2 separate regions of the Homo sapiens genome follow, and region 2 is linked to region 1. The links are chromatin contacts, found by Hi-C or POLR2A ChIA-PET in ENCODE. All regions are on one chromosome and are shown on one strand. The core of a region is the stretch at or near the end of the contact, and the rest is flanking DNA. Distances in the headings are between cores, read along the strand shown.

Region 1 (3,489 bases), core at 854-3,353:
GGAGTCTTGGGGTAATCTAGTTCATCACAGGCCATGCAGTTCCTTCCTCTCTCTCTCTGTCACCGCCCCCAGGGAGGCACTGTCTCTCACGGTAGCATCTTCCCCTCAGCCTCCCTCCTGCTCTGCACAACGGCTGCTACATCCCATCAGCCAAATGCATTTGAGATCACTGGTTCAATCATCCAGTCAACGTTTGACAAATCATTCATTCATTTGTTCCTTCCTTCCTTCCTTCCTTCAAAAGTACTTACTGAACACTTACTATGTGCCAGGCACTGGGCTAAGTTGCAGGAATATCTCGGTGAACAAGATAGACACGGTTCCTGCTTACATTCCTTTCAGAGACAGATACCATAAATTCTAACACACATTTCCATAACAACTGTGCTAGAGCCTGTAAGACAGAGTTACATGGCGTGGTGAGACTGAATCTGGCCAGGTCAGGCTTCTCTGAGGAAAGAGCTATTAATCTGGGCAGGAGTTGGCCAAGTTCAGCGCAGAGGGAAGGGCATTTGAGACAGATGGAACTGCGTATGCAAGGGCCCGAGAGGTCAGGGTGGCTCGACCTCTGACCAAGCCATTGCTAGTGGGATTGCAGAATGCAATTGTGGGGACACAGCAGTGGACAGGGCACAGTGAAAGTTCTCCAGGGAAATGTTCTGGGGACTCTTGCCACTGGCCTTGAGCCTTTCTTTCCTGTTCCCTGGTGGGTCCTTCATCTGAAACAGAACATTTTCCGTAGAGGCTCAGAGTATGGGATCTGGAGTCAGACTGTTATAAACCATCTCATCTGGGCTCCATCACTGACTATGTGTGTGCAAATGGCAGCAACTTAATCTCCCCAGGTCTCATTTTTCCCACCTGTAAAATGGGTATGAAACTATAACATGCGTTGTTGTGAGGATTAAGGGAGATAATCCACATAAAGTCATGACCACAATGCCTGGTACATCAGCAGTGCTCCATGCATGGTAGCTAGTGTTGTTATTATTGTTCTTATTAATATTTTCAGAGGCACCAGGGTCCTTGACCCTGGAGGTGCAGTCTCTTTATGGCTAAATATGGAGTTAACACAGAGCCAGGGAGGGTCTCCCAGCCCCTGGATTCCTAGAGACAAAAGTCTGGGCAATTACTCGATTGGAACATTCCATGAATCCATCAAGTAAGTTTTGGAAGTGGACTTGTGTTTGTTAGTGACACAGACAGAAGAGTGGAGGACAGCTAAGACCCAAGAAGATTTCTTAGATGACAGATGTGTGCTGCTAGTTGACATCGGCTCCCACTCCCCACCCCGCCTTCCACCCCAAAAACTGGACTCTCTTCCAAAGGATTCCAGCGATGCTCTCGGTAAGGAGAACCCCACTAAGTATTCTCTGGGCTGAGGAGTCACGGGTTCTGCCTTCCCAGAAAAGCACCTTTGCTCCACTGGGAGAATGCCTTTGGACTGATAAAGACTCTCTGAGTCCAGTTATGGGTAGGAATACTGCAAGGAGGTGAAGCTATTTTTTGCCACATGCTCTATCTCTCCAGCAGGCACAGTGACATTGCCCAGGATCCAAATAGCCCTAGCTGTAGAAGGTCATGGAGTTGAAGGCTAGAAGGCTTGGCTCTTCCAGAGCCAGGGTGGGGGGTGGGGGGACTATTTGCATCACCACTTGGGGGAGTCCTAAGACCTTTAGCTGTCCCCCCACCTTCCGTCCCCTCGCCCCAGCCTCAACCCACTGTCCACAGGACTCCTGTGGAACCCATTCCCCCCTGGGCCCAGAGTCTGGTGGCAACTGTTTATTTTTAGCCTTTGATTCCCCAAGAATGCAAGAGTGGGTGCTTGTGGAGCAGGGGAGGGAGGAGGGAGGAGGAAGAGGAACTTCAGGGCTTGGAGGGCCAAGGAGGACATAGCCCAGCCCAAGCCCAATTTCAACCCTGTGACAGCCTGTGGCAGGGTCAGGGCCAAGTCCTCGCCCTTCTTGGCCCACCCAGCTCAGGACCAGGTTGGGCTTATGCCTCCCTGTTCCCCTTTTCTTCTTCTCTGAAGGCCCTAGAGACTCATGGGCTTTCCGTTCCTCTTTTGAGCCACCCCCATGCTCTCAGTCCTCTGGAGTTCTCATTCTCAGCCACAGTGGGTGCATCACAGGACTCCTCAACACTTCCCTTCCTCCTGCCTCTGAAAAGACATCTCCCCAGCCCATCTCCTTTTGCCTGCCTGGCACTATAGTAGGCACTTAATACATATGGGTAGACAGAGGCTGTGTTTCATTGCTTCTTCCCATAGGCAGAAGGCCTGAATAATGGAAGAACCAATAAGAGGAAGTTACAAAGGTTTAGAAACTCTTACCAAACCCTTAAGTCATTGTCCCTGACTGCCTGTTTCCTGAGAAGTTCCCTGGCACCCCCAGGGCTCATCTTTGCCTCTGTGATCCTGAAGGAGATGCATTTATTCTTCCTTCCTCTTCCATTCTACCTTCAGCCTTTCCTTGGTCCTTCTCTCCAGGATACCTAGGCCCTGCCCCACAGCCTACATGAGAGTCTGCCAAAAGGGAAATGGGCAGGTCGTGCTGGCTGAAATCCTGGCTCCAAGACACACGAGCCGCGTGACCTAGGGCAAGCTGCCCTGGCCCCTGCAAGAGATCATACAGCTCTCTTGGGGGTTGCTGTGAGGTCTTGGAAGAATGTGCATAAAATGGCTGGCAAACAGTAGGTGCACAATGAGTGGTTGTTATTGTTATCATTTAATAAAGAGTGCAGAAAAACAAGCCTTCTTTTTTAACATCTACTTTCACTCTATACCTGATCATTCTTCATGTTGGTATCATGCCTTAATATGTTACAAAGCACTTTCTCCTCCATTAGCTCAGCTGATCTCCACACAACACCTTGAGAAGGGCCAAGTCATTGTTGTGGGATTTTTGTCCCCACTATACCGATAAAGATATTCAGGCTCCAGGGAGATGTAGAACTGTCTTGCTCATCATTGTGTGGACAGCACCTAAAGCAGGGCCTGGTCCACCGCAGGTGCTCAAAACAGAACCGAGCAAAATCCTGTTGAAGAAATGGCCTATACAATGTCACCCTACAGCCACCTACCCTTTCCTCATCAGTAAAATGGGAATTAACACTGCAGGACATCAAGTTACGACTCTAGAATTCAGCTACATGTTAACAGGCGGCAGGGGGTGAGGCATGTGTATCCACACCCTCTCCCCTTCTTCCCAGAAGGGAGACTGCCTTGGTCTTTCAGGAGAATAATTGGGAAATGCCTTTGACAGGAAGATGGGTATAGCTCATTCCCTGAAGATCCTCAGAACAGACCATCCCTGTCCTTGCGTCCTGGTATTTTGGTTTCTTCAGCTGGGAGCTGAATTTACGAGAGAGAAGAGGGGCCTGAGTGTGTGCAGTCATGGGAAGCAAATTCCAAGGAAGAGGGAAGGGTTCCAGAGTAGAAATTATGATTCCCTCTAATATTGACACCTTGGGGAAAAAGATTCTGTTGCA
Region 2 (3,397 bases), core at 431-2,930, 150 kb before region 1:
AATACTTGTAAATGATTAAAAAAAAAAAAGAAGACACATCACAAATACTAAAGGGCAGACAATTAAAAGCAAGTCTCTCTCTTGCTCAAAGTCCCCTTCTGCCTCCTAGAGGCAACTCCACTAACTACTTTTCGGTGAACCTATCATGAGGTGGGCTTTCATTATGCAAGTATATGTATGTAGTCATTACCTCCAACCCACCCTGTTTTTTTTTTTTTTTCTTTTTTTTTTTTTTTTTTTTTTTTGAGATGCAGTCTCTGTCACCTAGGCTGGAGTGCAGTGGCAGGATCTCGGCTCACTGCAACCTCCACCTCACGGGTTCAAGCGATTCTCCTGCCTCAGCCTCCCAAGTAGCTGGGATTACAGGCGTCTGCCACCACACCCAGCTAATTTTTGTATTTTCGTAGAGATGGGGTTTTACCATGTTGGCCAGGCTGGTCTCAAACTCCTGACCTTAAGCGATCTGCCCGCCTCGGCCTCCCAAAGTGCTGAGATTATAGGCGTAAGCCACTGTGCCTGGCCCTACCCTGTTGTTTTTACACAAGTGGAAGACTACACTTAAGCTTGTTTGGCTTTTTTTTTTTTTTCTATAAAAACTGTAAAAGCTCTTCTGCTTCTGCACCCTGAGGGCAGGTACAGAGTGTACCTGAGCTGAGAGAGCAGGAAGTTGAATACATCTAGATTTTCCGCCGGAGATCCTAGCCAAGCTTGATAACAAACTGAGAAAGATCATGAGATTTTAGTACAGCACGGAGAGTTTCCCTGGGGAACATGCCACCCCAAGTCACTCCAACAAGGAATGCCAAAGGCCAGGAGCCAGAGAAAAGGCCACTCCACACTCTTGAGGAGCCACAGGATCCTGGCTACCCCACCTAAACCCCAAACCAGCACCCACATGTTTGTGACTTTTTCGATGGGAAATGATCCTAGGACTGGGGGAAAGAGACCTCATTCTAGCCTGGCTCAGGCCCGGTGCACTGTGAGAGCCTTGATTCCTCCATTGGTGTAATGAGCAGGGGCAGAGAGACTACATGGCTGGATTAAAACCTCTTTTTTTGACTCTAAGAATATGACAGAAGTTGCTGACCTCAGAAAATCACACAGACACACAGAGGTCCACAGGTCCTTACAAGTCCATCGCTGGACTCTCTGGGATCCATGGCCCAACCTGAGGTCCAGATGACTTCTCAGGGCCTTTTTGTTTGTTTGCTTTTTGTCTTTTAAAGAGATGGGGTCTTGCTCTGTCACCCAGGCTTGAATGCAGTATCATGATCCTAGCTCACTGAGGCCTCACACTCCTGGCTTTAGAAAATCCTCCTACCCCAGCCTCCAGAGTAGCTGGGACTACAGGCACGTGCCACCATACCGGGCTAATTTAAAAAAAAAAAAAAATCATAGAGATGGATCTTCCTATGTTGCCCAGGCTGGTCTCAAACTCCTGGCTTCAAGGGATCCTCCCACTCAGCCTCCCAAAGTGTTGGGATTACAGGTATAAGCCACTGTGCCCGGTCCCTCAGGGCCCTTCCAGATCTCTGTCGGTATGCAGGGAGTCTAGACAGCAAGTCTGTTTCCTGTGTGCCTTGCACAATGGCTGAAACAGAGGCACTCAATAAGCATGTAGGGAATGAAGGTAATCTAAGGCATGGGAGGGAAACAACCTTTGACCAGCAGGGGTCGCGCTTTGCCTCTTTAAGCTTTGGTTCTTCTCCAAAGGCCCCGTGAAGAAATGGCACTAGAATGCTTGTTACCACTAATGGTTGTACCAGAAGTATTAGTTCACATTTACTGAGCAACTCTATGTGCCAGGCACTGTTCTAAGTGCTTTATGTGTATTATCTGCTGTAATCCTCCTAATAGCCTTTGACATAGGCACTATTATTAACCCCTCTTTATAGATCAGGAAGCCGAGGCTTAGAGAGGTTCAGGATGTATGCCTAAGGGACATACAAGTACTAAATGGCAGGGCTGGGATTCAAACCTAGGTGCTTCGATTCCAGTCTGAAATGAAGCAGGACCCCCTCTCGGCAGGAGCCATAATGTGGGACTGAACATATTCTGTGCCTGGCATGGTGGGTGCTTCACGCTGCTTTGGGGAACTTGAAGGCAGTGGGAAGGAAGGGAAAGGGTCCTAGACTAGGAGTGAATACCTGAGTTCTAGTCTTTGCTGGCACACTGACTTGCTGTGTGACTACTGGAGATACCCTCCCCACTCTGGGCCACAGTTTTTCCAGAGCTGGGCTTGAGGGTCACCAAGGGCCTTTCCAGCTCAAACTCTCCATAACCTAAGAACCCTCCCGGCTCCAACAGGCTCTGATTTTCTAGCTGAGTCCTGCCAGCCTCCAGGAGCCACAGCACCAAGGGAGGGGCCCAAGACAGGCTGAGCAAAGCTAGACTTCACACTCCAGGACAGCTCAGCTATGGGTGCTCTCAGCCCGGATTGAGAGCGACTGCTTCCAGTAACTTCTGAGTTCCAGACTCCTTTGAAAATCTGATAAAATCTGATGTTCTCCCTAGAAAGCTGCTATTCCATGTGCACATTTCCACATTCCGCACACGCTCACACCGCATTTAACTTCTGCTGGTGGAAGTGTAAACCAGTCCAACATCTTTGGAGGGCAATCTGCAAGTATCTGCTTAAACTGGAAAATCACAGATCCACAGACCCAGGAATTTCATTTTTAAGAATTTGTCCATTTACATGTCACAAAGGCCTGTATAAGAACAGTTACTGTGCCACTGCTTGTAATGAGGAAGGAGTTGAAACAACACAAATACCCAACAGGGGAACCAGTGAAACCCTACCAAGGAACATTACACAGCCAACACAAAGAATGAAACAGAGCTCTACGTGCTCATGTGGAAGAGCTTCCAAGACACACAGTTAACCGTGAAAGCAACGTGCAGAGCCCTAATGTAGACTCCCTTTTGTAGTAAAATCTTTTAAAAGGTAGAAGAGGAAAGTCACATAACAGATCAGTAACCATGGTTACCTCTGGGACAGGAAAAAGCAACAGAGAGAGGGCTAAGGAGGTTTTGCTTTTAACTGTCCACTTTTACTACCTGGATTTTTACCATGTGTGTGCAATCTTCAGGAAAATGTTTTGCATGTAATTTCAAGGATTTAACACGTAACTTGGTCAATCCCTAAAGTACCAAAGAGCATAGAGAATGCAGGTGAAGCCTCTGTCGTTAGTACCTCTGTCTAGGTGGGAAAGGTTAAGTCCAGGGGGGCCTCCCACCTTCGGCCCACGCTCTCTGCTGTGATCAATATTGCCAGTGATGCACGGAGTCCCCTGCGGGGCTGGAGCGGATTGCTCTGCACCCCATGCCCTGAACCAGAAACCTAATCCCAGGCTGCAACCATCACTTCTGCTGTAAGTAGGTTCTTACCAGTGAG

What was found. Hi-C counts contacts between places; a loop is a spot of excess contacts on that map. ChIA-PET counts read pairs that join two places held with the same protein, here RNA polymerase II (POLR2A). Pooled maps may share reads with other maps.
Region 2: a loop to region 1 is called in a pooled map, with 5 times the contacts of the local background. The contact joins two enhancer-like sites. A Hi-C loop is called at or near these places in 5 of 50 pooled maps. POLR2A ChIA-PET finds 5 or more read pairs at or near these places in 3 of 52 experiments (PC-9, activated B cell and common myeloid progenitor, CD34-positive).

What each region holds. Positions count from the first base shown.
Region 1 is chr5:149,679,470-149,682,958 of GRCh38, reverse strand. No RefSeq gene overlaps it. Among named protein-coding and RNA genes, the nearest start is that of PPARGC1B, 49 kb to the left of the region's middle. RefSeq lists enhancers at 2,146-2,195, 2,286-2,605. Within about 2 kb of position 2,103, at least 10 of the 41 ENCODE cell types and tissues checked have a DNase peak (open chromatin) inside an H3K27ac peak, as active enhancers do.
Region 2 is chr5:149,826,879-149,830,275 of GRCh38, reverse strand. It overlaps PPARGC1B (PPARG coactivator 1 beta), which reads right to left. Exons shown (of 12, transcript NM_133263.4): 3 at 3,391-3,397. Among named protein-coding and RNA genes, the nearest start is that of MIR378A, 96 kb to the right of the region's middle. Within about 2 kb of position 1,680, at least 5 of the 41 ENCODE cell types and tissues checked have a DNase peak (open chromatin) inside an H3K27ac peak, as active enhancers do.